Regions from separate parts of the Homo sapiens genome. Here region 1 is linked to region 2. Evidence: chromatin loops called from intact Hi-C (ENCODE). Cell type or tissue: heart right ventricle. All regions are shown on one strand. Each heading gives the region's core, and the rest is flanking DNA. Links, peaks and the distances in the headings are about the cores only.

What was found. Hi-C counts contacts between places; a loop is a spot of excess contacts. Peaks named below come from ENCODE experiments on the same cell type or tissue, not always from the same donor. Only the 100,000 strongest peaks of a DNase experiment are listed, where the experiment ranks them.
Region 1: a loop joins it to region 2, with 2.0 times the contacts of the local background. A loop is called at or near these places in 1 of 110 quality-filtered maps.

Annotation. Positions count from the first base shown.
Region 1 is chr11:44,358,901-44,374,367 of GRCh38, forward strand. No RefSeq gene overlaps it. Among named protein-coding and RNA genes, the nearest start is that of ALX4, 56 kb to the left of the region's middle. RefSeq lists an enhancer at 6,059-6,558. In heart right ventricle, for the core only: no CTCF peak of the experiment used is centred there; no DNase peak of the experiment used is centred there; H3K27me3 peaks cover 2,778 bases.
Region 2 is chr11:44,444,776-44,460,242 of GRCh38, forward strand. No RefSeq gene overlaps it. Among named protein-coding and RNA genes, the nearest start is that of CD82, 110 kb to the right of the region's middle. In heart right ventricle, for the core only: no CTCF peak of the experiment used is centred there; DNase peaks (open chromatin) are centred at 5,876 and 8,526; H3K27ac peaks cover 3,694 bases.

The sequences.
Region 1 (15,467 bases), core at 2,367-10,366, 86 kb before region 2:
CAGGTGGTGAGCAGAGGCGGGTGAAGTGCTGGATCAGCACAGCCTCGGAAGAGCTGGGGAGAGGGGCCTGCGTGCAGTGCAGCGAAGGCACCTGGACCCCGTAGGAGTAGCCAAGGGCCTGCTCAGAGAGCCCACTGCCAGCCCCGCCTCCACTGGGAAAGGGCTGCATTCAGGGAGAAGAGTCCCAACAAGATGCCTCAGTTTTCTCATCTGTCAAATAGGGACAAGGATGATTAAAGGAGACAGTGTCCTAGAGCACATCTGGCAAGTAAAAGAGTTGTTACCTTTTTTTGAGTCGGGCCTTGTCTCTGGGCTGGAAGCTCCCGGAGACCTCACAAGGGAGAAGTCCTGGGCGCGGAGCTCTCTCCATCGTGGGCAAAGGGAAGGAAAACAGCTTGCTAGCTGAGGGGTCGGGGTGGGCGGCGGGGGCTGCGCACATGGCTGTCAGCTGAGATCACTGCCTTCGCCTTCCAGCTGCCTGGGGATATTAGGAGGTTGCAGAGACAGGGAGAGGAAGCTCAAGCTTGGGGGCCTCTTTGGGGGGCGGAGAAGGGGAGCAGAGGAGTAGGATGTTAATGAAAAAAACATTCCTCGTTCAAGGTGACTGAAAGGGTTTGGGGCTTGTTGGGTCAGGGTCTGGCTTTGGCTGAAAACAAGTCCCCCAGATGCAGAGGGGCCAGGCCTGCTGAGAAGGCACTTTGTCGGCCCCAGCTGACTTCACTCTCTTTGGGGCTGCTGAACCCCAGAAACCCCCCAACTCTGAAGAGACACCTGGGATGGGGCAACTGTGATGTCCTGGGGCCAGAAACTCTTGACGGGCTGGGCTGCCCTGTCCGTGCTTTGCAGAGATCTCGCCCCCTCCCTCCTGCTTCCTCCAGGCTGCATTTGGGCACAGGATTCCAGCTTGACTCAGAGATGGCACATGCTGCGCCCAGCCTCTGAAATGGAGGAACTGCCAAGGTGGGAAGGCTCGGATGGGTTTCTGGGGGCAACTCCTCACTTGCCTCCTGACTTTGCCACTAGACAATTTCTAGACTTGCAAAGAGTGCACAATATCTGACAGGCGTCGGAATAAGGGCCCCTTCTAATCAGAGAAAGCTAAGCACAGAGCCTGTCCCCACCACAGCCCTGTCAGGTAGGCATCCCCACTTCACAGCTGGGGAAACTGAGGCTCAGAAAGGTTAAGGCCTGAAGCTACTTGGCTGAGAAAGAATCAGGGTTGGAACCAGATTTTTGCTCCTAGGGGAGGAAATCCTATGTAATTTTTGATGTCCCTCACTACTTCCTTCTAGATGCCAGGAAAACCCCAAAAGGCCCAGATACCTCGGGAGAGAGCCCTAGCCTGGAGCATGGAGAGGCAGAGGACAGGGATGAAGCACAATGGTGATTTGTCCTCAGGAAGCTTTTGCAAAAGGCAAAGGTCTTATTTCTTAGAACTAAGGCTGCAGGGAAGCTAAGGGAATAGATCAAAGACATGTGGATCCAAGAACAGGCCCTGATCATGCTGGGACCCCTGTTTCCTCTTCCAAGCCGGATTCCATCATGATTGACTTTCATCCCTCCAAAGGGGAATGGGGCCCCTGCCGTGTGTTTTGGGATACATGGAACATACATCATCCCTTGGGAAGCTTGGTTTTCCTCAGGAGTGAAGCGATGGTTGGCTATGCAGGCAAATGCATCTTTCATCCCCACCAGGATGGGGACCAAGTCACCCATCTCCTGCCTACATCAGTGTTTCTAGGGGTTTGGAAAGTTGTTGAAGATGCTAAAGGCTGCAGGGCCTTGAATGGGGATGTCCAGCCTCGGAAAATCCCCATCTTGGGCATTTGAAAGCCTTTCCCAGGCTGGAGGGAGTCTCAGCCCTTCACAGACTGGTGAACCATCAGCTCTGAAAGGGAGCTTCGGGAGTGACCTTATCCAATCGCCTTTTGGCACAGATGGGTAAACCAAAGCCTGGAGAGGAAAGGTACTGCCCAAGCAAGACCTGGAGAGTGTTCCAGGGGTCCATGGTCCTTTCTGGAAGAAACCTGAGGATGAGGCAGTTAGTGGATGGACAGGGGGTAGCCACAGGCAGAGGCCCTGGGAGGAACCACCTCTGGAATATTCAGGGATAGCCTCCCTGCTTCAGGCTTCTCAAGAGGCAAGAGATCCCTCTCCCTCTCAAATCTTGTCCAGCTCCGGTTATGATGGAGCAGAGCATGAAGTGCCCCTGTCCTTTCCTCCTGTCAGCTCTGAAATGAGAACATTCTTATAGGAGCGAACACATCTCTAGTGGGCTTCAGGGAACACCAGAAAGAAGTGTCCTGAAAGAACCAGGCCCTGCAGAGCTCTCTGGATCTAACAGCTCCCAGATGGCAAGGATGCCCCAATCCAAGTGCCATTTTCTGAGCAGGGACTGAGTGTCACGCACACTTGGCACATCTTCATGGGAACCTCCAGTCCTCCCAGCGGCCCCGTAGTGGGGAGGTGTTTCATGGTTTTCTCAGCAGAAAAACAGAGGCGACAGAGTCATGTAGGGCGAAGCGACTTGCTCAGGCACACAGAGCTGGGAAGTGGAAGGGGATGGAGCAGACTATAAACCTAAGCCCGTCCTTGGGTCTCTATGTCCCACTTCTCTCCAAAACAAACAAGCTCTTAAAAAAAAATACTAACTGTTCATTGGCGTTCATTTTTGCCCACTTTAGATACTCTATATCCTCCTCTCCTTTTTCCTGTTTTAAATTGAAGTTGCAAATTCCCAGCACCCTAAAAAAACAAAAACACAAACAAAAATTCTCTCCAAGTCGAGAGATACGACAGGCCAGGACACCAGCCTCTCTGCATCTTCCAAAGTACAAGGACTCCCGTAGTACTTCTGTTCAGAAGCAGAACGTCTGTTTTTTTTTTTGTTTTTTTTTTTTGCCCTTGGACAATGTGGTTCTAATATATATCAACAGAGCCAAAGCAAAGAAAAGCAACCCCCGCCCCTTCTTTTTTAAAAGACGTTAACTTCATTTCAAGAACTTGTGTGTTTCTCATTAGTAACGCTGCCTTTTGAAATCCAGCCGAGGGAGGCGATTCCAGTTGAAATCAAAACTGATATGCGAGAGTTTGACTTAAATGCCGCCCTGTCGGCCGGCTCGCTGCCTTGTTGGGGCTGATTGCTACAGAGATGGGACAGGCAGGGCAGATGGCCAGCTCTCAGCTCCCTGTCCCACGTCAGCGGTGGGTCTCAGAGCGGCAGGGGAGCCTGCCAGGCAGGGCTCTTTCAACCTGGCTAGCTTCTCACCTGATGCGGGAGGTTGAGACAAGAGCTTGAGCTAACGACCTTGAAGTGGGGGACCTGGCGACCTGGACCTGGGGGTTGGGGGATGGGGTGGGCCACAGAAGGCAGGGGGCTCCAGCCACGATCACCGCCACACTCTGAGCCATTCCTACAAGACAGAGCGTGATCAACACGTCCCACGAGGAGCCGCACCACTCCTCCACTTCTAGGTTTTTCGAGCTGTTCTAAGCAGAAAACTCCTACTTTCTATTTTCTTGGCCAGTTTTGGCATTTCTTCTCTGTAAGACCAGGCCTCCTGGAGAACATTAGGAAAATTGAAAAATCTTCCCATGGTCAGGCAAGGGGCCACTCATGCTTCCTGCTGGTGGGGCCACTTTCTCCAGTGTCCGGACATGTCATTTTCTGCGTGGGCAAGCAGTTTCAGCCTTCACTAGGGATGACAGAGTGTGTTCTCTTCCTACCCTTCTCTTCTCTTCTGTCCACTGACCCCAAATTGGATTTTTTTTTCCTTAATAAAATGCTGTCTTGTTCTTCAGAGAGCCGATGCGGGCTGCTCTACATGCCAAAGATATTTATTTCAAGAACGACGGAAACCAACAGGATGGTTGCTCCAACCCAGCCCCCATCCCTGTCTAATCAGATTTTCCCCATGTTTCAAGACCTAGCAATGTTCCTCCTTCCATGGGAAACCTTTCTCTACCCTCTGCCCCGCCATGATGGCTACAGCCTTAAATTCACTGGTCTGAACCAGTCCCTTTACAATTAAGGGAGTGATGTCTTTTGATCAAATTGTCCCTTCTTGCTTGATATTATTACTTAACTTTCCAGCCATCCAGACGTTTCTGTTTTGTCTCCTTAGCTGAGGGTGTGACTTCCTTGAGAACCTGACTCTTCTCCATGTCTGTGTCCCCAGGTCTTTATCACACAGAGACTTACATGGGTTTGCAAACAATAGCAGTAATGATTAAAACGACTATGAACACATATTTTGACTTTAACCTGTGTTCTTATCCGTCTGTTTAATAGAAACTCCCTTAGAAAAATAAAAAGTGTTTCAAGAGATGACCAGATTAATCTTTATTGAGTCACTTTCTCTTTAAGGCCGCTCTGGTCCTGAGAGTTTTGACAGTGGAATTTGTTGGGCACCATGAGCTTGGCCTGTGCCAGATGCTTTCTCATGCATTACTTTGTTTAAAGAATTGAGGGATTTGTTGATAAATGGATTCAGTTTTCCATAAGGGAGACTGAAGACTCCCACCCCCATCTTCCCAAATTAGGTTTGGGGAAACAGGAGGCAGTGTGGGTTGTGAAGAGCTGGCCAGACCTGCCTGGGTTCAAATCCCAGCTTCTTCCCACAGCCACATTGGAACCCTGGGCAAGTGACTTGGCACCTCTGGTCTTTAGTTTCCTCATCTGTAAAATGGGGATCATCTTGGTACCTTCCTTGCAGCGTGATGGTTTAGATGAAGTGAATTCATAGTAACATTGTATTTGCTACCATTCGTTGAGCTTTACTAGGCTAGGCACTATGCTGAGTGCTTGACAAGGAAGTAAATGTGAAAAGCTTAGGCATCAGCTATTCTACAAATCTTTCCTGCTCTTTACACCCACTTTGCCGATTGAGTGAGCTCCACTGTGATATAGTTTGTGTCTTGTCCTCACAGCTCCCACCCTGTTTATGTCTATTGTGTCTTGTGTGAGTGTTTGACATCACTCTTCCCCATTAGAAACTCCCAGAGAGCCAAGACCTTGTCTGTTTTCACTCCCACTACTTATCCAGGGCCTGCCTAGGTACTCAATAAACTTTAGCTTCCATTTCCCCTGGGTCCCTCTTCTGAATTAGATTAGAGCTCTCCTTGCCTCCCTGAGAGCCCTGTATCTAGGATTGGCAACAGAGGCCGTGGGGCAGGGATTTTATGCTCAACTTATGAATGTTTGAGCCATGCAGGGATGGCTTCTCATGACTGCAACGTACAGAATCCTATGTTCCCACTCCTGCAGATGACTTGGCATTTGGTGGCCAACCCCTCTTCCCCACTCAATTACCCTCGCTCCTCCTTTCAGGATGTGCTCCAATGCCACCTCCTCTGAGAAACATTTTTTTTGACTATTACAGGCTTAGATATCTAAAAATAATTGTGAGCACAGGCTGTATCATAGACTTAGATATCTAGAAATAATTATGAATCTTGTTCATTGGACTCAGCTCCCTGGCAGCTCACTGAAGCTCCGAATTCCCAGTGCCCAGTACAGAGTTAGTGATCAGCAAGTGTGACTTGAATGAATCCTGTCAAAGCAAAATAAAATCAAGCCCAAATCACTCCCACACTGGCCAGAAAAGGCCAGTATACACCTTTGTAATTTACACAGCTGGTTTCTTTCTTAATTCATTCAAAAAATATTTATGGAGCACCAGTGTGGTACCAGGCCCTATCCTGGGTGCTGGGTGCTGAGTACTGGGGAGTCAGTGGTGAACTGGGCAGACTCATTCCTGAGTCCTGGCACTCACAGTCCAGGCCAGTGAATTCATGGACACCACAAGGCCAAGGCCAAAATAAAACCAGGAAGTTGGAAGACATAAGTCTCCCTGCCAGACACGGCCTGGAAGCCACCATCCCCAAGGTAACAGTGAGCTGTCTCTCCACAGGGTTGTATGGGTCTGGCTCCTTTTCCTGGCTGTGGCACCTGAGGGCTTAGTGGAGCAGACAAGCAGGGATGAAACCATCCTGCTTGTAAGGCAGGGCTCACCCTCTGAACTCAGGGCCAGGGAGGACTCTGTCCACCCAGAACCAGCTGGGCTGCCCAGCTGTGGGCCGGCACCGCTGAAAGGTCCTAATTAGCTCATTTCCCCAGCCCCGTGGGCTGCAAGCAGGCTCCCTTCACCTTTTGCCCTGCTCCATCTCACTCAATTTAGCAGTTCAAGGTTCACCGTGGTGTCAGGGTGGGGACAGGGAAAACGCCCCCTCCCTCCCACTCCCATGCCATTAAATAAAACCATTCCTTTGTGGCGGCTCCACCTGGAAGACTTTGGAATTCTTTCCCCCATCCCCAGCCTGGTTCTGATGGCTGCATCGAGGGGTAGGCTGTGGATTCAGAGCCCAGCTGCAAACTCTGGCTCTGTCATTTAACCAGCACCTGTGTGATCTTGAGCAAGTGACTCACCGTCTCTGACTCTCAGTATTTTTCATTATAAGGACCAACATCCACTTTACTTGGTGGTTATGAGGATTTAATGGGATAAGGCCTGTAAGGCAAGGTCCCAGAGCCTGGACAGAGTCTGCCCTCAGTTCAAGCCCCTGTACTCTGCTCAACTTTCCCCAGACTATAGACCCCACGGGGGTAGGCACAGTGTCTGCTTCGCTCACCATTGCATTTCCAGCATCTTCCATGGATCCTGGACATAGGAGGAGCTTCCCTACTCCTTTCTTTAATCAACAAGCATTTGCTGAAGGCCTCCCGTGTGCCAGGCCCTGGGCTCAAGACATATCTGTTTAATAAATAAATAAATAAATGCTTTCTTCTTCCCGTACCTGCTTCTTCAGGGCTGAGCCCTGGGTAAAACAGGGACCTCGGCCAAGAATTCACAGTGTGGATGGGGCATAGGACATAGGGTCGGGAGGCCAGGAAAGCTCTGGATTCTGGGTTCAGGTCTGCCCTCAGCAGCCGGCGTCTCTTAGGAAACGGGGCTTTCTTCCTTGTCCCCTACCCCATCCATGCCCACACTCCCAACCTCAGGGGCTGCTGGGTGAGCCATGAGCTCCCGACCTTCCCCTGTCACTGGCTGAGTCTGAAAACCTCCCCGTGCACCTCTCAGGTAAGGGAGTGGGGATAAATATTCCTACTTCCAGGATGGTGTGTGGTATTGGCCAGGTATGAAACAGGAATAAGAATTGTAAAGAGCCTAGCACGGCGCCTGGCCAGGGGAGGAGGTGATCATGTTAGCCTCCTTCCCTGCAGCCAGTGCCATAGCAACCTGTTACTCAAAGTGTGGTCAGTCCTCAGACCTGGGAGCTGGTTAGAAACAAGGACTCCCAGGCTCCACCCCAGCCCCAGCGAATCTAAATCTGCATTTTGCCAAGATCCCCAGGCTTGGTGTGCACATTGAGTTCGAGAAACTCTGCTCTCTGACATGCCCTGGAGCTAGCCACCACCTCTCTACGTCTGTTTCTTCAACTGTAAATTCGGGTGATGTTAAAAATAATAACTGGATAAGCCAAACAGAATGAGGAAATCCAGTCTGGATCAAAAGAATGGGATAGCATATTCCAAAGCCAAACAGAATGAGGAAATCCAGTCTGGATCAAAAGAATGGGATGGCATATTCCAAAGTCAAACAGAAAGGGACTGGGGGCTTTCTGCCAGTCTCTGGGCCACAGCTCTGTTGGTTGCTGGAAGCAGATGGAACCCAAGAATGGGGGCAGCAGAGGGGCACTGGGGTCATCTCTTCCATCCTGTGTTGGGTTTAAAAATAGACCTAAGGGAGGGTCTGGACGGGCAAAAGACCTTCTCCTGCTTCTCCTTATTATGGGGCCTGTAGAGGGGAGGTCAGGAACCACGCCCCATCCTGTGGTTTACAGGACCCCTCCCTAATAAAGCAGAGGGCTGGGAGGCCGTGCATTCCAGGGTACATAATTAAAACCAATGAGGGTTATTTGGAATAACAGACCGTTTAGTCGGAAGCACTTGCCATGCTAATTCAAACAAGGTGATTACAGGCGATTAGCAAGCCTAATGGCTTCAGTTTAAAAACAGCCTAGCGGAGAGATGAGCGAGTGGCCTCTGCTGCTTCCGGTGAGCAGTGGAGGGGACTGACCTGGGACTGAAATTCACAAGGTCAGTGCCACGGGGGCTTGTGGGCCTCCCACCTAGGTAAGACACTGGCCCAGTGCAAACTGCTTCCAGGGTGGAAGAGGCTGACCCTGCCTGGGGAGAGTCAGAAGTCAACCTGTTCAAGCATACCCAGACACCTTTGCCTGCCCCACAGAAACTGGGTCTTTCCTGTCTCTTTAGCCCCATCCCCTGTGGCCTCTTCAGTACAGAGGCTGGGTCTTGAGGCCCCTGCATCCTTGAAAGGGAATGTTTATGGGTATACCTACACACACCTAATATCTTTTTTTTTTTTGTTTTTTTGAGACAGAGTTTCTCTGTTGCCTAGGCTGGAGTGCAGTGGCGTGATCACGGTCACTGTAGCCTCATATTCCCAGCTCAGGTAATCCTCCCACCTCAGCTCTCTGGTAGCTGGGACTAGAGGCACATGCCACCATGCCTGGCTAATTAAAAAAATTTTTTTTGTAGAGATGGGGGTTACCCTATATTGCCCAGGCTGGTCCCAAACTCCTGGGCTCAAATGATCTGCCTGCTTCAGCCTCCCAGAGTGTTGGGATTACAGGCATGAGCCACTGCATCAGGCCCACACACCTAATATCTTATTCAGCACTGTACTAAGCAATTCATACATGTCATCTCATTAATTCATTTAAGTCAGCACCAATTGTTGTCTCCATATGACGGAGGAGGAGCTTGGATGCAGACAGATTGTCTGAAAGTGACAAAGCCAGGCCTGTTACCCAACTCCTCCTGTCTCTGAAACCCTTCTATTATCTTGCTGAATGCATATCACAAGGTGGGCACTTTCACTGCAATTCCCATCTTACAGTCTAGGGGACTAAAGCTCAGAGGAACTAAGGAACTTGCCAAAGGTCCCTGTCACCTGGCGAATGGCAGAACTGGGATTTGACCCTGATTTTGCTGATGCAAAACCTTCGTTCTCAAGCACCCTGGAGAGGGAGCAGAATTGCAGCCAAGCTTGGATGGAGAGGGGAACAGCAGGGAGACTTGTCAGGGAAGGGCATCCGAGGCACAGGGAATGGCACAGATACACAAAATAGGGAGTTTTCGGTGGCTAGAGACCAAAACCCCACACTGACCTGCTTAAACTTATTTAATAAGGAATATGTATTATCACCAGAAACAAGAAGTCCTGAGGACTGCCTAATTTAGAGGCTTCATGCTGTCCTCAAGTACACAGGCCTCCTGCCTTTCTGCCTCCCTTCCATCAGATATTGCTAGGCACCTTTCTCTGTACCAAGCATGCTCTTAGGCTCTGGGGTTACAGTGGGGAAAAAAACCAAGTCCTTGCCTTGGTGGCGCTTACATTATTGTGTGAAAGATGATTAAATAGACGCATACACACACGCTGTATATATATCATGTATATTATATGTATGGCATATATACATGATACATAGGGCGAGAATGCCTAATATGAAAATCCAAAATGCTTCAAATTCTGAAACTTTTTGAGCGCCAACATGATGCCACAAACGGTAAATTTTACACACAGTCTCACTTGATGGGTCACAGTGAAAACGCAGGTGCAGAACACGGTTTATTCTGGGTCCCCAAAGCAAAAATGAAATTACATTCAGGCTGTGTACATGAGGTGCACATAAATCATAAATAAATTTTGTCTTTAGACTTGGGTCCCATCCTTCAGATATCTCATTATGTAATGTGAATATTCCAAAATCTGAAAAAAAAAAAAAAAAACAAAAAACCCTGAAATCTGCAACACCTCTGGTCTCAACTATTTCAGATAGGGGATACTCAGTCTGTTTAATATGTACTCATATATAAGTGTTTATGATATATTATATAGACACAGTGTATGTGTATATTATACACAATGCATGTGTATGTAATTTAAATATATAACACAATGTCAATTAAAAGCTATGAATAACAAAGCAAGAGAATAGAATGGCAGAGGGGAGAGAAGTCAGAGGAGTCTATCTGAGGAGCTGATATTTGAGCAGAGACCTTAATGAAGTGAAGGGGTGAGCCAGGTGAGAGCTGAGGGAAAGTGTTCTTGGCAGAGGGAATTGCAGGTGCAAAGGCCCTGGGGTAGGGTGGTGCTTGCAGTGGAATGTGTGAGTTGTGCATGCTCTGAGGGTCAGGTTCTCGTGCAGATGAGTCCCCCTCATGGTGGCCAAGTGACCATAGCAGTTCCAGGCACCATAGGCAGACATGACGCTGGCCAGTGAATAAGAGGGGGGTCTCTTCCCTGTATATCATGCCTTTTGTAAATCAATGAAGAAACTCTTCCTGAGAGCCCCAGCAGGTTTCTCATTAATCTTCTTGGACAGAATTATATCACAGACCCATGTCTAAACCAGTCCCAGACAGGGGAATGGGACCTACGGTGGTTGGCTTAGTAAGGGAGACACCCTTGGAACTGGCAATGGGACCATCCTTTGACTGGTAGGGGAGAGGAGGTAGATATTCCCCCCCAAAAAATGGGGCCCTGCCAGGAAGGAGGAGGAGAAAAGGCTGCCAGGCAGGCAACCACTGTGTCTGGCATGGCAGGAGCTGAGTTCTGGCTGATGAAAGCATTTCCATGTGGCTATGCCCCTGATTACTGTATCAAGTGGGCCTGTGGGCCTGCTCCCCCTTTCTTCCTGGAGCACCTCTCTTCTTCGCCTTCATCCCCCATCCCCCAATCTACCTCAACACTTGGCTTTCAGAATAACTCCATGCTGGGGAAAAGAAGCAGCTGAACTAAAACAATGAACTAAAAAGCCCATCTTTTGACAATATTCACATTTGGAGAAGTAAAAAATTAAATGACGTGCTGGTATTTTGAAAACGAAGGTTTCACAAGTCTATTTAAAAGAAAGTGTCCCTTAAAGCAGTTGGAGGAATATCTTGCCCCTGGTTTAGATTTTCTAAGGCCTGGGCTTGACAGAAACCCACACAGCCATTGCCCTGCTTACCTTGCCCCATCATCGCCATGACCAGGAGGTGCATGGGAAGGAGTCTAGAAATCTGGGAGGCTGGGACTCTGTACAAGAGCTATGCAGTCTGAGGTCTGAGCTGGAAGGGAGCCTGGAGGATTGGAGGCTCAGAAGGCTCAGACAGTCAATCGTTGGAGATTCTTCTGCAGGGGATGAGGAGGTGGCAGCTGCTAGGAAGGAGAGAACTTGGGCCATACCAGAGTCCAGACCCCTTGTTTGGCTGAGAGCAGGGAGGTATTCCCTCTTGGTTGCAAGTGGCAGAAACCTAATGAAAACTGGCTTAAGCAAAAAGGAAAATATATTGGCTCCTGTAATTGAGAATTCCAAGTGTCAATGGCTTCAGGCATGGCTAGATCCAGCGGTTCTGTGTCTTTGTCTCTCTCTACCTCTGACTCTGCTTTTCTCTGTGGCTTTCTTTCAGGCAGTCTTTCTTTCTCCACAGTGGGAAAGACACCCACTGGAAGCCTAAGACATACGTGGTGCTGCCATCTTGGGATCCTAAGGAGGAGACACTCTATCTCTTCCAGCATCCATATAGCAAAGGCGTGAAAGCACACTGACCTTCCCTGCCTGGGTTGCATCTCCAATTCGTAGTCCATTTACTATGGATGGGGGTGGGGTGGGGTGGGGTTCCACAATTTGTAGGCATGGATTGTGTGCCTACCTCTGTCATCAGGGGACAAGCAGGGCACTGAGATTGTTCCCTAGGAGCTGTGGGATGGAGTGGCAGATGCCCTAATAGACATGGATCCTGCAGAATGAACCACAGCTGCCCACCTTAGGAAGTGACTGGTTCAGTATCACCCTAGTGCTAAGAGGCAAAGTCTGCTTCAGCCCAGTGTCCTTAGCCATGGTCCAGTGTGCTTCCCATCATGCCACAGGCCTGCAGAGGACACTGGGAGTCTCTTGTTGGGGCTGAAGTGTCTATGATGATTATGATGGGGTTAGGGTGGGTGTGGCCAAGGTCTTAGCCATGATCTCAGGCAGCCGTGATGTAATGGGCAGGTCTGGGCTCAGTGTCCCTGAGAGGATTCTGACTCTGCCTTTTCCTTTGTAATTGGGACAACTTAGTTAACTTTGTAGACCCTCAGTTTTCTCATCTATAAAAGGGGTGATATGGCCCAGCTCTGTGTCCCCACCCAAATCTCATCTTGAATTGTAATCTGAATTGTAATTCCCACATGTTGGGGGAGGGACCTGGTGGGAGGTGATTACATCATAGGGGTGGTCTCCCCAGGCTGTTCTCATAATACTGAGTGAGTTCTCACAAGATCTGATGGTTTTGTAAGGGACTTCCCCCTTCGCTCACCACTCATTCTTTCTCCTGCTTCCCTGTGAAGAGGTGCCTTCTGCCATGACTGTAAGTTTCCTGAGGCCTCCCAAGCCATGTGGAACTGTGAGTCAATTAAACCTCTTTTCTTTATAAATTACCCAGTCTTGGGTATTTTTAATAGCAGCATGAAAACAGACAAATACAAGGGGGATAATAAATGCCCATGTCCTGGGACTGAGTGAATTATTGATAATCCTTGCATGGATAGACAAAGGGGGACGGGAGATGAGCTCCAGGAGCTTTGCTCATGGAGGGTTGCCCCAGGGACAGAGGGCAGAGATGTTCCCTGGCCTCTGGAGTGGTGTTGGCAGGAGGTGGTCTGTGTGGGGCCTCTCAGAATTGACTGTTACCTATGGGGGTCAGGGTAGGGTTGTGAGATTTAGCAAATAAAAATACAGGATGCCCAATTAAATTTGAATTTCAGATAATCAATAATTTTTCGGTACTGGATAACTATGTCTCACACAATATGTGGGACACGCTTATAGTAAAAACTTACTTGTTATTCAGCTGTAATTCAAACTTCTTGTACTTTATCTGGCAACACCAGGTAAGGGGAAGGAGCATGTGGGGGTCCAACTGATTCAGGCCGATGACCCCGATCCCAAAGGTGCTACCAGTCTCCTGGCCCCCTCCATGCCTCCCAAGCTCCTCAGAGGTTAGCTTGCTCTTCTAAAAATATTTTTAAGGACTAGCCCCACCCTGGTGTTCCAGGAGACTTTTTCAGGGCTGTTACAGGCCAAAGGACATACTGGAAACTTGTTTCTTTGGTCAGAGGTTTCTTTGTGGATGTGCAACAGCAGGAGACCTTGAGAAGAAAGGTGAGTGGGCACCAAAGGGGAGAAGAGCCATGGCCTCAGCACCCTAGGGCCCTGTAGACCACAGGGTTTGGTGTCCCTGCACTTCCTGGACCTACTAGGCTTGGGATAGGCCAGGTGACCAGAACAGGAATTATAGTTGTATTGGAGAGGAAAGGTCTTGGGGAAGATTAGATGATAGCTCAAAGATTAATCTCCTTCCTTACTGAGCCCCTGACTTCTAAAATCAACTCCGGTCCTGTGCCCAGGCCTCAGCCTCCCTCACCTCTGAGATGTACTCAACTCTTTCATTCCTGCAGAGATGAACAGGAAGAGAGTCCCCAGAGTTAAGGGGCTTTGGTGCTTGGAAGAAAGATGATCTAGCTGTCTGAACCACAGGCCCTGCCTCCTGGGATGGGCCCTGGCCAGCCCAAAGCTCTTCTCTCTGTAGACCTGAAGCTTTGAAGGATGTGTAGAAGGCAGGCCAGTAGCCTCCCTCAGCTCAGATCAGTGCTTCCTTCCAGCCCAGCTCAGCTTGGGTTGTGGTGAGAACATAGGCCTGAAGTGAGAGCCCCAGCTCTGCCCCTTCCTAGCCGCAGCTCCACCTCTCTGAGCCTCAGTTTCCCATCTGGAAAAATGGGGCTAATCCAACTTGACCTTCCCACCTCATAGGCAGATATGGTAGATGAAAGTGCCTTACCCATGATAAGAACAAAACAATGAGAGGAGTTAAGATGCTCCTTGGAGGAGTGCACACTGTTCCCTCCCAGAACATCCTCTCCCTTTTTTCCCCCCAGGAATACACACTTGTGGTATATATTATTGATGGTGTAGATTTTGTCACTAGTAACTCCAGCAGAAGAGTTGTGATGTAAGAAACTAGGACTGCAGTGAGAGATCTGTGGGGCACCAGTCCCCTTCCATCTTGTTGCTCCATCTGCTTGGGAACTGGCCTCACTCACGTGGTTTAGAGGGGCTCACCACCATGTCCACATTCCAGCTAGAGGGAAGTGGAGGGGTTGTGTGTGCTCCTTTTCATTAAAGGCATGGCCTGAGTGATGTAGCTAAATCACCTCTACTTGCCTCCTATTGGCCACATCATAGTCACATAGCCAAAGCCAGCTGCAAAGGAGGCTGGGAAATGTAGTCTTTCTTTTTGGGTGGCTACTTCGCTAAAAATCAGGAGTTCTAATATTACAGAAGAAAGAGAGAATGGATTTTAAGAGACTCTGGCAGTCCCTGCCACAGATGTCAGCAGTTTTCTCACTCGGCACTTTAGTTTGCTGAATTGATGTTTACTGAGCATGGATTAAATGCCAAACCTTTTGCAAGAATCTGCGGAGGCAAAGAGGAAACAGTCCTTGATCTAACCTGGTGTAATGGAAAGGGTAGATTGGGAGCTGAGAGACTGGCAGTCAGTCTCTTGAACGCTGAGATCCTTGTTTTGTGGTCTCTTGTAGCTGCCTGTGTCCTTGTTCTGTGGTCTCTTACTTATACCTTGAGATCTTGTTCTGTGGTCTCTTACTTATACCTTGTTCTGTGGTCTCTGAGTAGCTGCCTGTGTCCTAAATCACTGCTTCCTGGATAGAAAGCTGCGGGCTGGGCCATTTCAGGCGAGCTTGTTTGGAAGGGAGTAAAAGGGTCGTGGGGAGGGAGATATCGCTGGAGCACTTCATGGCCTGGCTGACCACAGACAAGATGGGCAACCTGAGTGACCCACTGAATGCATGTATTACTCAAGACTCTTCAGTTGCAAGTGACATAAACTTAACAAAATCAGAGAAGGACAATATAAAGGAAGAAAGTAAAGGAATTTATGTTGTAGGAGTTTATGTAGCAAAAGGCAGTAAACTCACTTCAGGCGTGTTGGATCCAGAAGCTCTAATTATACCACCAGGAATTTCTCTCTCTGTCTCTTGGCTCTGCATTTTTCTGCTCTGCTTCCTTCCCAAATAGTACAACAGTGGCCACCAGCAGCACCAGGGTCTCCTTCCTATCAGATTAGCAAACCCAGGGGGAAGAGCATGCCTTTTTCTCAGGCAGTCCAGCAAAAGTTTCAGGTCAGACTTTCACTGGCCCAAATTGGGTCATGTGCCCTTTCCTGAACCAATCATTGTGTCCCAGAAGGTGAAGTCTCCTGATTGTCCAGGCCTGGGTCATGTGCCCACACCACTGGTGCTGAAGAGTGATATCTGTTCTGCTTACTTCACCTGGACCAAAAGCTGGGGAGCTTCCCAAAGGAAAATTGGAGTGCTGTCACCACAAGGGGAAAAGAAAGG
Region 2 (15,467 bases), core at 2,452-10,451:
TCTCTTCATCTTTGAAACAAATGGTCAAAGATAAAGCACTAGGTGAGAAAAGGTAGTGTTAGTTACTGACCAAGGCAATGTTCCAAGGCACCTTGCAGATGCTATTTCATCAGAATATATTATTCTGTTTAAAAATATTACATATATTTTATATGTATTTTTATACATATTTTATACGTATTTTATACATATATTTTATATGTATTTTTATACATATATTTTATATGTATTTTTACATATATGTTACATATATTTTATTAATTCATTGAATCAGAACACTCCTGCAAGGGAGAGATTATTAAGCCCATTTTACAGATGAGGAAACTGAGGCTAGAGCCTGAGAAACTCCCAGACAGTGAGGTGCATGGTTTGAATGCAAAACAGTGTTGCTGGCCTCCAAAGCCTGTGTCATTTTCCTTCCATGGAGAAACCTCTCTATTTAACGTTATTAATAGAAATATTGTTTATTACAGGCATGGTGGCTCATGCCTGTAATCCCAGTGCTTGGGAGGCTGAGGCAGCAGGATCACTTGAGCCCAGGAGTTTGAGACCAGCCTGAGCAACATAGTGGGACCCCATCTCTAAAAAAAGCAAAAAAAAAATTAGCTGGGCATGGTGGAGTACACCTGTACTCCCAGCTACCCAAGACGCTGATGTGGGAGGATCCCTTAAGGCCAGGAGGTCAAGGCTTCAGTGAGCTGTGATCACACTACTGCACTGCAGCCTGGGTGACACAGTAATAGCTGTCTCAAAAAGAAGGAAAGAAAGAAAGGAAAGAAAGCAAAGAAAGGGAGAAGGGAGAAAGAGAGAAAGAGAGAGAAAGGGAGGGAGGGAGGGAGGAAGGAAGGAAGGCAGGCAGGAGAGGGAGGGAGGGAGGGAGGGAAGGGAGGAAAGAAAGAAGGAAGTTTGCGTTTTGTTGGTAGAGCTGATCATGCATATATGGAGTGCACAGGACGAAGCATCCTCCTTGTCATTAGAACCGTAAGACATCCTTATGTGGTGGATGCAAATGTCCACATTTCATCGGGGGGACACTGAGGCTCATAAGACCAGTGAAGGGGCCCAACAGGGAGGGGATATGTGCAGCATGAATCCAATTAGTTTGTCTTCCCCTGGATCTGCCCCAAGCCTGGGAATCATAAGAGGCTTTGGAGAGCACCTGAAATTAGCGTGGACCTGGCAGGAGTGTTCTGCCCCTCAACCTCCCTTTGTGCACCCCACATAGCTGGAGGATGAGTCACACACCCTGGAGGACTTTCCTAATTATACAGGTATGTAGCGGCTTCTGGCCAGCCTCCTGGAGTTAGAGAAGGGGCTACCTGCTTGTTCAGGCAGCAGGGTGCTTGAGAGTATGGCTGACTTTGTGTCACCTGCCCTGGGATCCCCAGGATTCTATTTGTCAGAGCAGGGATGAACGAACCAAGGCCCAAGGCGTGAGACTAGATTGTATCTAGTGGGGCTGTCAGAGCAAGCCAGGGCACTTCCCTGGGGCCACGTGGTGGAATGGTCAGCTGAGGACACAGATAGAACTGGCCTTGAATTCCAGTTCTGCCATTTAGCAGTGATCTTGGCAAACTCACTTACCCTCACGGAACCTCGACTGCTTCTTCTGAGAATAGGGGAAATGATGGTGCACCCTCCAGAGAGGTGCCAGAGGACCCCGAATGTGATCACGTTTGTATGCTAGGTAATGGGCTCAACACGTGGTGAACACTCAGTGTTGGTTGTTATGGTAATGTGGATGCTATTGTTGTCATCCCTGGCCCATTACCAGAATCTTCTACCAGCTCAAAGCCACACACTGGAGGTAGTGCCGGAGCTGGTTTGCTAAGTCATTGAGGCATGTGACTGCACATGGGGGGTCCCTGATGGTCTATTTTCACCAGCACCCGTCCTTATCTGGAGCCTTGAAGGATTTTTGGCATTCAGAGAGTCCCCCCTGGAGATGTCTGTGCCTGCGAAGAGGGGCTGATTGATGGGGTGAGGACTTCCACTGGGGGCAGCTGGGGTGGCAGTGCAGGCCAGTGAGACCCCCTTCCTCTCTGGGTCTGGGCCTCTTTTTTCTATCAGCCTGGCAGATTCTGGAACGCCTGGTGCCCTCTCAGCAGAAGCCCTGGGGTAGGGTTTCTGGTTGGGTTTCAAGGGCTGCTCAGAGGTTGTGGCCATCTTTGCCGCTGAGCTGTGGTGCCGCTTGGGTTGCTAGACCACTGTGGGACTGATTCACAATAGGCTTGGGTGGAAAGGAGGCGCCTCTTTAAACCTCAGCGTTTCCGTCTGAGAAGTGGGTAGAAGCTTTCTGGCATCCTCTGCCTTCCTTGGGGAAGCAAAGGAGGACATGCGGGCTGGCCTTAGCTGGATGGCTAGAGAAACTCAGACAAGCTTGTGGCTTGAATGGGGGCCACGCTGGGCTCTCCAGGGCTCCCCACATTGCCTGCCTCGTCCACACAGCTGAGGAGCAGTCAGCACACACGAGGCCTCCGCCTGAGCTCTGCACAGCTGTCAGAGGCCCCCTGCTCCCTGGAAAAGGAGTGAAGATTAATTAAAGTTGTCAGGTCCTAAGTAAAATCACCAATGTCAATTTCCTCCCTCTGGCTCTTGCTGTCAGAATAAATTGGACAGTCATTACCTAATACTCAGCCCATTTTCCTAATATTTCATGGATGCTGAAGGGCTGATGGGAAACAGGGAAGGTGAGACCCTTCAGAGCCAGGGAGCAGGGAGCTGCGTGTGGCTAAGGTTCTCTGGGCAGAGTAGCCCTGCCTCAAACCACTGTGGCCTCAGGAGGGAGCTCAGAGGATAGCCTCTGTGGGCCAGGGGTTGGGTTCTGTCCACATTGGTCACTGCCCTGACCCAAAGGAGGTGTCTGGAGCATGTTCACCCAGGCAGAAGAGTCTGGGTGGCTCCCTGTGCAACCCCCACCTACTGGCAACAAGTCCAGGGACCTCCTGTTACAGCAGCAACTGGTGCCTTCATAGTCCTCAGTTCCAGAGAGCCTCAGTTTTTTAAGCTGAAAAATGGGAATGAATATATATAATTATATATATTTTAAAAGCTTCTCGGTGGTTGCTTTTGGGAGAGGATTGATTGCAAGAAGTAGAAGAGAACCTTCTGGGGTACAGAAAATGTTCTATTTCTTAATCTAAAGTGTACATATAGCAAGGTATTCATATGTGAAAATTCATTGCACTGCATACTTAAGACTTGTAGACTTTATGTATGTTACATCTCACTCAAACTTTTGAAAAGCAAAGCACTCAGTGGTCATAAGGATCTGGACATTGATTTGAAACTAAGGAGGACTCCTTGATGCTGCCTCCCTTTGAAAGAAGGGCTCCTTACACAGCATCTCTCGTGCCAGGCTGAGTTAAAAGGCTTGTGATACCATCTTAGTTGAATCTTCCCGGTGAGCCCATGGCAGGATAGGAATGATAGGGGTTACCATTCCCATTTCAGGGGAAGTGACATGGTGTGGGAATTGGGAGGGCCAACTCAGATATGTACCCTGGCTCTGCCATCTCTTACCTGGAGGGCCTTGGGCAAGTCAGCATACCTATGAAACAGAGGGTGATGATAAAGCCCACCTTCGAGGGACATTGTTCAGATTAAACAGCATAAAGGTGTGCTTGGCTCAGAGAGAGAGGCAGTGCATGTTAAGTGGCATTCCTTCTCTGGGCCTCAGTTTCCCTTTATGTCTTCTGGTGGTGGAAGAGGTCAGTCCTTTCTGCATGGGCTATGCCCACTGATGGGTGTTACAGAACTGGAAGGCCCTTCACCCTGCACTTCCTGGGAGGGACGTGACCATCTGAGAGGGGAGGTTTCCCCTAAGGCAGAGCTCTGTGCTCCCTTTACAGTGGAATCATAATAGCAAAAACACTCTTTCCCATGCAAATTCACGGCCAGCCCTGAGGCCTTGCAGACCCTAGGAGGAGACTCCAGGAGCCCTCCATCTGACAGAGGCAGCCCCGAATGCTTTCGTATGGAGGGAGAGGATGCTCACTTATTTTTTACATTCATGTTTTAGAGTTCCTAAATGTGCTGAGCTCAGGCTGGGCTTCCACAGGTTGCAATGATAGGTCAGGGCTGCCGCCTCCAGGGAGCAACCAGGATGTCAAGTCCTTCCCATGAATCTCTGTAACACAAGAGAGTGACAGAGGCTGGGAGGGAGGGGTGGGATGTATCTAGAATGAAACTGGCAAAGAAACTCTGAGCTGATGCCACCAAATCTTAAGCAGTGATGTTGGTCTCTGCTAAAGAGCTCTTGAGCTAGTGGAGAGACTTAGATCACACTTCCACAGCAAGCTACCCGAAGACCCTTTCTAGACACTCACCTGGCACCCTCAAAGTCCCATAGAGCTTGGCACCTCTGCACCAGTTATCTTTTTCTTCCCAGTTCAATCTTTCTTATTGTCACAGGATAAAGGACTAGATAAATTAGCTGGGATCAGGGACGGAGTCAGGAAGACAGAAATGTTTCTGACTCCCCCTACTCCAGCTGAGCCACTTGGCAGCAAGTTACTTTACTTTTCTGAGCCTCCGTTTGTTGATTTGTGAAATGAAAATGCTGCTGCTTTGGGCCCTGTGGGTCTTGAACATCTCCCCAGGGGATGAGCTCCACCACGCCGGGGCCTAGAACACAGTGAAGACTGGGGACTTGCTATAGATTTGGTTTTTTGTTTGTTTTTTGAGACAGAGTTTTGCTCTTGTCACCCAGAGTGGAGTGCAATAGTGTGATCTTGGCTCACTGCAACCTCCACCTCCTGGGTTCAAGCAATTCTCCTGCCTCAGTCTCCCAAGTAGCTGGGATTACAGGCGTGCGCCACCATGCCTGGCTAATTTTTGTATTTTTAGTAGAGATGGAGTTCTGCCACGTTGGCCAGGCTGGTCTCAAACTCTTGACCTCAGGTGATCCACCCACCTTGGCGTCCCAAAGTGCTGGGATTACAGGCATGAGCCACTGCACCCGGCCACTGTGGATTTGTTGAATGGACATATGCAAGAAAATAAAGCAGGGGAAGAAAGTACTTTGTAAACCCTGAGATGAGGCACACATTGAATGTCATTATTCTTACTCCTGGGCTCATGGAATTTGAGTTGGGCCTTTAAAACTGAAGATTATACGCATCTCAGTATGGGATGTATATAATTGGTGGTGTGGGGGTGCGGGGCACCTCCCAGGCAGGAGGAATAGCATCTCAAAGACCCAGAAGTTGGAGAAGGAAAAAGGCAGGGCCGGGCGCGGTGGCTCACGCCTGTAATCCCAGCACTGTGGGAGGCCGAGGTGGGCAGATCACGAGGTCAGGAGATGGAGACCATCCTGGCTAACACGGTGAAACCCCATCTCTACTAAAAATACAAAAAATTAGCCGGGCGTGGTGGCGGGCGCCTGTAGTCCCAGCTACTCGGGAGGCTGAGGTAGGAGAATGGTGTGAACCCGGGAGGCGGAGCTTGCAGTGAGCTGAGATCGTGCCACCACTCCAGCCTGGGCGACAGAGCGAGACTCCGTCTCAAAAAAAAAAAAAAAAGGCAACAGTGTTGGAAGTTTGTGGGTTTTTTTTTTTCTTTCTAAACCATGTGTGCTTGTAGAGCAGACGTGGTGTCATCTGGTCCCCAGGGTCCTGTAACACCAGCCAGGGGTTTGGCCTTGGTGTGGACATGGGCGTGCCCCACGGCTGCATCTGGGAGGCCCAGTTGATTACCCTCATGGAAGGCTCCGATGTTCCCAGGGCTCCACAGGATTGCTTAATCCCCCAAACACAAGCAGCCTTTAATTTGTGGAGACACAGTAGTGGCCCCGAGGTCTGAAACAGGAATCAAAGTGAACAGGCATCATTTACCATAAACAGGCTGGTCCCCAGTGGGTTCTGAGGCCCAGGCATGAGGAAGCCCCAAGATCCTCGGGTGCTCACAATAGAAGCCACCAGCACACAAGGCAGCCATCCAAGGCTCTGACCTCAAGGTTCCTCCCACTCCCGTCTTGCAGGAGCCTCTGAGGAGCTGGGATGGGTGGTGGACAATGGGGGGTGGGGCCTTCCGGCTGCTGGGGAAACAATGGGTCATGATCAATTTAGGACTCTTCTAATGTTCTAAAATAAACCCTGGCGTTCTGGGGTCGAAGTAAATCCTACCAGGGAAGCACAGCCTTGAACCCTTCCATTGGGGGTGGACTCTGGCCTCCGTAAGTCCCCATCCCAGCTCCCCTTCATTCTGGCTCCTGCATCCTGGCTTCTGTGTGGCAGTGTTGTGCTCCTAAGTGTTTAACGATCAGATCCAGAAAGGGAGTGGGCCTGATTTGCAGCGTTTGCTGATTTCCATGGTGTAAATACTGCCCTCTGACCAAATTTCAAGCTACCAAGATGATATCACTAACAAAAAAAATGTCTTTAAAAGATGATGCAGCCTGGCCAACATAGTGAAACCCTGTCTCTACTAAAAATACAAAAATTAGCTGAGCATGGTGGCAAGCGCCTGTAATCCCAGCTACTTGGGAGGCTGGGGCAGGAGAATCACTTGAACCCAGGAGATGGAGGATGCAGTGGGCCGAGATCACGCCATTGCACTCCAGCCTGGGTGACAGAGCAAGACTCTGTGTCAAAAACAAACAAACAAACACAAACAAACAAAACATGTGACTGACTGCAGAGTTGAGAAGAGGTGTGCAGGGTACATGACTGTACAGTGTTTCTATACAGATACCATAGATGGAAATAGCTTCATGAGCAGACAGAACAGTAAAAATGGACTACAATACTTAGGAAATGATAAGTTTTGATGGTTACCTTTGCTTTTTAATATGATTTATTTACTTGCAAGTTTATATAATTTGATTTTTAGTAATGGCTGTGTTTAACAACTGGCTCATGAAATTTCTGAAAATATAACAATCAGATTTCATGAGTCACTTCAGCACAACATGAAGTACAGGGCACCTGGGCTAGGCCCATCACAGGCACAGCCTCTGACCAACCCTGGAAGAAGGCAACAGTAATGGAAGTTTGAAGTATGGGAAAGCACAACCTTGAACCCCTCCACGGGGAGCAGGCTCTGGCCTCCCTGAGTCCCCATCCCAGCTTCCCTTCATCCTGCAGCCTCTGCAGCTTCTGGCCAACCCTGGATAGCTACATGGCCTTCTGGGAGCTTCAGCCCCATCAGCCTGTGGCCCCTGGAGACAAGCAGGACTGCCCCTGAGCTGCCCCTGAGTAGGGTCTGGACATCAGTACGGGGTGGAGAAAGACGGAAGAAGCCCCAGTTGTTACAACTTGGGCTCTGGTTGTGATACCCCCACTGCCTGTACACCTGCTCCTCCCCTTGGCTCCCTCTGATGTGGGGCCCTGCCTGACCCCAGCCTCCTTTATGGGGCCTGGCTCCTCCTGCAAGCCCACCTCCCATAGAGGGATATTGAACCCCAGCCCCCACTACCTGGGTCACCAGACTTTGGGTAGTTCTCACAGAAGTAAGATTCCATAACATTATCACCATGGAAATGCCCTATGTTTCCCCTAGGTGCTTCTGGTATCTCCATCTACTCACCTTCTCCGCACTGTTACTACTAACAGCAAGAACTCACTATTATTGAGCATTTACTAAGTGTCAGCCACTGGGCTGCCACAGTGTGACCCTGTGAGATAGGAGACATTATTATCCTCATTTTGCAGAGAGACAACCTGAGAGTCTCAGAGCGGTGAAGTCATTTGCCCAAGGGCACACGAAGCAACATGTTCTTGAAAGCGATTATTTTTGTTTATATTTCCTAAAAACAATTAGTCTCTATTACTTTTTTAAGTTTGCATATGATTGATTTTGCCCAGGTTGTGCCCATAGAAGTCCTGAGTGGGGGTCAAGGGGTAGGGAGAAGCTTCGGGGGAAGGCAGATGGGGGACACACATGCTAGAAACAGAAATTGCCACATGAGTGAAAAAACAAGAAAAGGATTTCAATCTTTCTCCCTCCCCTGCCTCCCACTGGGGACATGCTTCCCCACTGGGGAAGAGGGAGCATTTTCTTAAGAGTCCCCAGAGCTAGGTTTGAGTTCTGGCTCTCCCACTTCCCAACAATATACCCTTGGGCAGGTCAGCGGGCCTGTCTGAGCCTCAGTTTCCTCCTCTGTAAAGAGGGCAGAGCAATAATAGCCATAATGGGTGGGGACAAGAATGAGAGCAGAGTGCTCAGCATGGTGTGAGCCCTGCGCCTGTTTGTTGCTATTTATCATTATCATTAGCTTTAAATGACAACAGTATGACCTGGGCCACAGAACCATGGCCCTACCTACACCCGGGTCCCTATGGCCACTCCCTTGTGGGCACAAACAGCAGACTGCTTCTCTGGTCTTTTGCCGACAAGATTCAAAACCCCTGTCCAGACACATTCACTGGAAATGTTCCTGAAACTCTATGGGGAGCAGCGGCTGTCCCTTCCCCACCTCTGGGGCTGCCTCGTCTACTGATGGAGGAAGTGCTCTTGAGAAACACCCAGTCGTGCCTCACATTTTACAGACTGTCCACAGGCTCCAGGGCTCTGGGTTTGATCAATTCAGAAGGGCCTGACACAGACAATCCAGGTTTGGAGGCCGACAGGGGAAAGAGCCCTGAGATCAAGTGTCAAGCGGGCACAGACTGGCTTAGCCTGGGGCTTCTTGCCAGACACAAACCAGGCCTGAACATGGTGAGGGCTGCTAGGAAGCCAGCCTGGCCAGATGCCAGAGAGGCCTGGGGGGTCTCTTGGGGCTGGCCCAGATCTCTGTCCTCCCCTGCTGCCCTCTGTCTGTGAGGCCACATCTTTAGCCCCAGGCACCGGACTGGTGATGGAAAAAGGGACCATGAGCATACCTCTCTTTTCCAACTTTGCTGAAGAGAGTCCTATTTCCCCATGAGCAGAGAGACTCCCTCACTATTCAAAGTCATATCCTCTGATGCGGGCCCTGTGACAGTTTCACAACATCGAAGGTTTAGCTGGAGTCCTGTGCACGACCACTTTTGAGAGGTTAGTGCAGCACCCACTTCACAGATGGGAAAGTAGTGGTTTGGAGAGGGCTAGGGTCCAGCTGATGGCAGCTCAGCTGTGAGCTGCTGTCTTTCCATTTGATCCAGGTCTTCTGATTCATGGTCCAGTGCTCTTTCAACCAGGCCACTATGGTTCCCATGAAAGCAATGGGTGTTTGCATCCGGCAGAGGGAACATTCCTTTTCATCCTCCTTCCAGAGGGGCTGTGGCCACCCCAAGTCTGGCAGCTTTACGAGAACAGGCTTGTAAACTCAGCAACAGCCTATAATCCTTTTTATGGGGCCTGCTATGGTAATAGACACTCATCGGCTCTCCCAGGCTAAGCCTGGTGGGTGTTGAGGGTGAGTGTCGGAGGGGAGCCAGGCCTCCTGTTAGCTCACCCCACCGCTCTCTGCTTTGGGTAAATGGTCCAAAGGGAGGGGCAGGGCCCACAGGTTTCTGAACAATGCCAGGACTGTCAGCTGGGAGCATTCTGCAGCCTGGTAGAGGAGGAAGCTACAGAGGGAAACAGTGGTCAAATCACCCACCCTGGGCATCTACACTGGCATCACTTTGCACCCAGGAGCTCCAGTAGGGCGGGGAAGAGGGGAAGCATTGTTTACAATTCAAACTCCTGACTCCTCTCCAAAAACCTCCTGATTCAGAATCTCTGAAGGTGTCTCGAGGGATGTGCATTGATTCAGAGCCTTTGAGGCAGGCCAATATTTTATATCCACGCCAGGGAGAAGCAGAGAATAATGTCAGGGAAGTGACAGGACAGTCAGGATGGTAGATTATGCATTTACTCACTCAACAAACATTTGCAGAAATCAGGCCTAGATCTTAGGCCGGGCTGCCCTTTGCCACGGGTGGGTGGGGTCTGACCCCCCTTCACCTGTGGGGTGGCCTTGGACCCTGCCCCTTCCCTCTCTGCCATGGTGTCCTCCTCTGTCAAATGCAGAGTGTCTGTGGTCCTTTCCAGCTCTAGCACTTTTTGATGCCATCAGGGTTTCGAGAATGATGCAGGATGACCTTGTTATCCATTAGCATGCAGGCTATTAAAAGACAGAGAGTAGATCCTGGGGAGACGCTGGGCCCTGGGCTCCAGACCAAGGGCCTTTGCCAGGCATTTCTGTCTGCTCTCCCTCACTGAGGGTGCCTGCTGTGGCTCCACGCCAGGATGGACGGATCTCAGCAGCACCTCCCTGTCTGAGCAGAGTTTGAGAGGACAAGCCATGGGGGTCTGGACACCCTTGCTTTACCATAATCTTATGGCCCCCTAAATGACAACACAGACCATGGAATCCTGGTTTAGGATTTTCAAAGTCAGATCTGGATAAGAGGTTGCTAAATGATATGTATGATACGCCCACATGTTTGTGAACCACATGTTTTTGTGTGTGTGTGTGTGTGTGTGTGTGTGTGTGTGTATGTGTGGTGTGTGTAGAAAAAAAATCTAGGTTGATGCTTCTAGACTTTAAAAATGTCTTGCTTGGCTGGGCACGGTGGCTGACACCTGTAATCCCAACACTTTCGAAGGTTGAGGTGGGCAGATCACCTGAGGTCAGGAGTTCAAGACCAGCCTGGCCAACATGGCAAAAACCCATCTCTACTAAAAATACAGAAAAAAAGTAGCCAGGCATGGTGGCCCACACCTGTAGTTCCAGCTACTCAGGAGGCTGAGGCACAAGAATTTCTTGAGCCCGGGAGGCAGAGATTGTAGTAAGCCGAGATTGTGCCACTGTACTCCAAACTGGGCAATAGAGCAAGACTCTGTCTCAAAAAAAAAAAAAAAAGTATTGCTTTCCTCATTGTAAAGTGCAGATAATAGTAATAAGACTTAACCCAAAGGTTGTTGGGAGGATTAACTGAAATAGTATATATGAAGCACGAAACACTTAAACAGTGCCTGGGACATCATAATTATTCCATATAGTTGTTATTTACACGACATTTTCTTTCTTTCTTTCTTTCTTTTTTTTTGATGGAGTTTCGCTCTTGTTGCCCAGGCTGGAGTGCAATGGTGTGATCTTGGCTCATTGCAACCTCCGCTTCCCAGGTTCAAGCAATTCTCCTGCCTCAGCCTCCCTAGTAGCTGGGATTACAGGCATGCACCACCACGCCCGACAAATTTTGTATTTCCACTAGAGACAGGGTTTCTCCATGTTGGCCAGGCTGGTCTCAAACTCCTGACCTCAGGCGATCCGCCTCCCTCAGCCTCCCAAAGTGCTGGGATTACAGGGCCACCATGCCTGGCCCTTACATGATATTTTCACAACTTTGTCATACCTGGGTATCATCTATATCACTAATCTATATCATCGATATCACTAATATGTAATAAAATTCCTCTATCTATATCACTGTATCACTAATATTTAATAAAGCTCCTCAACTCTGCTTACGTTTTTTCTTTCTACTTCAGGAAATTTATTTAAAGGGAAATGTTATATCATTACTATAAATGAAAAAAACAGTTTCAATTGCATGAAGAGAATAAAGAAGAAAAAATTAACAGACGGGAAATAAAATAATGTTATTAAAAGGCAGGCAGATGGTGGTGGTGGTGGTACAAGAATCTACACCTGATAAAATGGCATAAAGTGGCTGAGTGTGGTAGCTCATACCTGTAGTCTCAGCTACTCAAGAGGCTGAGGCAGGAGGATCACCTGAGCCTAGAAGGTCGAGGCTGTAGTGAGCTAGGATCATGCCATTGCACTCCAGCCCAAGCAACAGAGCAAGAACCTGTCTCAATAAATAAATAAATAGGCATAAAACTATACACACACATTGTACTAATGTCAGTTTTGTGGTTTTAATGTTACACTATAGTTCTTTCAGAACTGGGAGAAATTGGGTGAAGAATATATACACAAGGCAACTTCTTGTGAATCTGTAATTATTTAAAAATAAAAAGTAAAAAAGAAAATCCTAAGAACACATGGTTGCCTTCTCCTAGCCTAAGCCTGGGTCTCCCTCTGTTGAAAAGAGGAACTGGCAAGTACTGATGTCAGAGATCCTAACCCCACACCAAGACTTTCTCTTTGACAAATCAGAAGGATAGAAAGAGAATTCTGAAAAGAATGCAGCTTTGTCACTCTGGGAGTCAAAGTCGTGAAACACGAAACCATCTCACATGCCAGGAGTGGTGTGTGCCCACTTTGGCTAACACTGTCCCTGGTGTCACCTCTGCTGCCTGTCTGGGACGGACGGCTTACTGCCCTGTTGTGTGGCGGAGAGGGCACCTACTTATCCTAGGAACCACACAGCTGCAGGGCAACAGCCCCACTCTATTTAACACTGCTAACACTCCGGAACCATGGACAGGCATCGTGCTCTACCAGGCGCCCCTGGTGGCTGGCACTGAACATCGTGAAGTCAGGATGCCCGGGTCTGGTCACAGTTCTAATTGCAAAGTCACCATGTGGCCCTATGCAAGTCCATTCTGGGTTATGCCTTCTCTATCTGTAGAATGGGAGCCTGTAACATCAGATCTCACATTCCCCAAAGAAGAATCAAGAAAGAGCACTAAACCTCCGGAAATTGTAAGTCAAATGTCTGTGCATTTTTCTGGGGAGAAGGTCTAGGGCTGTGCTAACCAAGTCAGAGCAACCAACCATCTCAGTTTACCTGGGACTAAGGGGTTTCCTGGGACATGGGACTGTCCGTGCTAAAACCAAGATTGTCCTGGACAAACCAGAACAGCTATTTACCCAAAGTGTGGCAGCCGGAGGCTATAGAGCACTTGAAATGTGGCTAGTCCAAATTGAGATGGGCTGTAGGAGTAAAATACATAGCAGATGTTGAAAACTTAGTGTGGAAAAAAGAATGTAAGCTATCTCATGAATTATTTTCATATTGGTTATATGTTGCAATGATAATATTTTGGATATATTAGGTTAAATAAAATATGTTAAAGTTTATTATTAGAATTTATTATTATTAAAATAAATTAGTTTCTTTAAAAATTGTTAATGTGACTACATAAAAAATTTAAAAATTACATCTATGGCTTACTGTATTCAGCAGAGTCCCAAAGGGGTCTGGTCTGTGACCCTCAAAAGGCCCTTCTTGATAGGCGGTCCCAAGGTCCCTTCCAAGTTGATGATGGCACCTTTGCCTTTCTGGGTAGATGCCCAGACTTTTCTTCATTGAAGGCACTTGCATGCACCCACATCTGTGCATGGGGATCTCCACCCACTGTCCCTCTCCTTTCCTAATGGCCACCCTGCCCCCATCCTTCTGTTGAAAGACACCCCTGAAAGCCCAGGGCTTCCTCCCCTCTATGCTCCATGTGATTTTCATTTGTCTAATTAAAGCTAATCTGATAAAGGCAGGAATTGCAGAGATTGGTAAAAGCTCCAGTGAGCACAGGTCATGTCCTGATCCAAAGAGGGGGTCTTTGTCTCCCCAGCCCCAGGCAGGGGCCAGCTGGGCAATGGGTCACCCAGGGGAGTGGGCAGAGGAGCCAAGACCAAGGAAGGGCTCTTCTTGGACAAGCTGGGCTTATATCATTGTGCTGACCATTTGCAAACACCGCCACAAAGAAGCTGAGGGAAGAGGCTAAAAAGATGAAAATACACTGAAAATCACAAGAGAAACACCCTGTGAAAAACTGAGTGGCTCAGAGGGCTAATTACAGGCTAGAGTCCTGGCCTGCTGTCCCTTCTCCTTTCTCTTCATGCCAGTGGCATCATCTAGAGAGAGAGGCCAGGGTTATGGCCGCTTCTCCAGAGAAACAGAGGAGGACTCAATATGGTAGACCGTTATCCTGTAACCACGGACACTGAGTTTTTCCAGGGCCTTGGAATCTACCCAAATTCACCCCTGGAGTCAACTTCCAAAGCCTCCCCAGAAATACACTTCTTCAAGAGGTAGAACTCCTGCAGCAGCCCCTTTGATCACAGAGGACACTGTGACACCCACCTACCAACTTACTCATCCAAAATGCTGGGAATTCAGAGATGATCTTGATGAGCTGGAATGTTCAAGTTTTTCTGTTTGCTTCAGCTCCTTAGTTTAAAATTCTCTGCTTCCTCTTAGGTGGAGGGAGGTAGTTCAGTATGGAAGATGCTGCCAGTTCATTAGTTAATTAGGCCAGAAGCATTTACCAAAGAGTTGGTGTAAAACTGACCCTCTGCTAGGAATTTTGATGGAGACAAGAGAAGAAAAAAGGGGCTCTGCCCTCCAGGAGGTCATACTGTCTTTGGAGAAGCTCAGTTTGTACACAAGAACAACCAGAGAATAGGGTGGACATATTCAATTGCCAACTGAGCAGGGCACAGCCAGGGCTCTCAGAGATGAGAATGGAGAAGAGCACATGAGCTTCGGGTGTCAGGGCAGACATTTTGGAGAGGGTGTGCCTGAGCTAGCCTCATGAAATGAGAGCAAGGCTAATGGGAATAGGACTACAATGGGTAGGAAGCCAGGCCTGGATTCTACTTGGAGTTCTTGCATCCACTATGTGAGCTTGGGCAACTCAACCCCATCCTTGGGCCTCATCTTCCTCATCTGTAAAATGAGGGTAGTGACTGGGTTGACATTTTTACTGACCATGATGTTCTAGAATTTGAAGCATCAGAGAGGAGCAGGTGGGAATCCCAGGTGGAAGAAGTGTTGGAGAGCTGATAAAACTGAGAAAGCTCCTGGAAAGTGGGGGACTCGTAGCCAAACTTGTTGGGAATGGCTCCCCAAAGGCAGAGAAAGTGACCTAGCTCTTTTGCTCATTGCAGTCCATCCCAGGGCAAAAAAGGCCCATGGCCTCACTGGGGTCTCAAACAAGTGTATGCACCCAGCTGAGGTGTAGGCCAGGGCGGGTGTCATGGGAACTGGCTCTCTGCTTTTGAGGAGAGAAGGGAGATCTGACCTCAGAGGCCTTGCCTGGTGCCAGTGTTCTTTGCTAACAGACTTTGGACCATTTCCCCAGAGCCCTCTCTGGCTTTATCTATCATCTTCCCAAGAGAAGCAGAACCTCAGGTCAGAGCTGACTGTGCAGTGAATATGGGGGAGGAATGAGCTGTGGATTCTAGAGAAGTGCTAAAGACGAGTTATGCCACTTTGGTTTCATCCGTATTGGAGCTCAGTCCAGCTGCAGCCCTTGTCACCCCAGCTTGGATCAACCTATGAGAACCTTTCAGGAAGTTCACCAACAGAAACAACTGTGAGCTTCATTCCTTGCTTTGTTCTTCCAACTGAACAATTAGGAAGTGGCTGTGGAAGGCTGTTGTGCTGTTGTGTGCTAAAAATGTGCATATGGTGTGCGAGGGCAGCTTTTCTAACACTGGAAAATATTCCATGTGGACTTTATCTCAGGCAGGCTTCAGAGAAATGTCTGGGGCAGTGTGTCTTCCTCTGTCCCATCACCCTGCTTTATCTTCTTCATTGACTCATCACTATCCAAAATTATTTCCTATGCTGTACTTGTTTAACCTATGCCCCCACCTCTCACATAAATGCTAGCATGTAGCTCCACGAGGAGCAGGGACTGTGTCT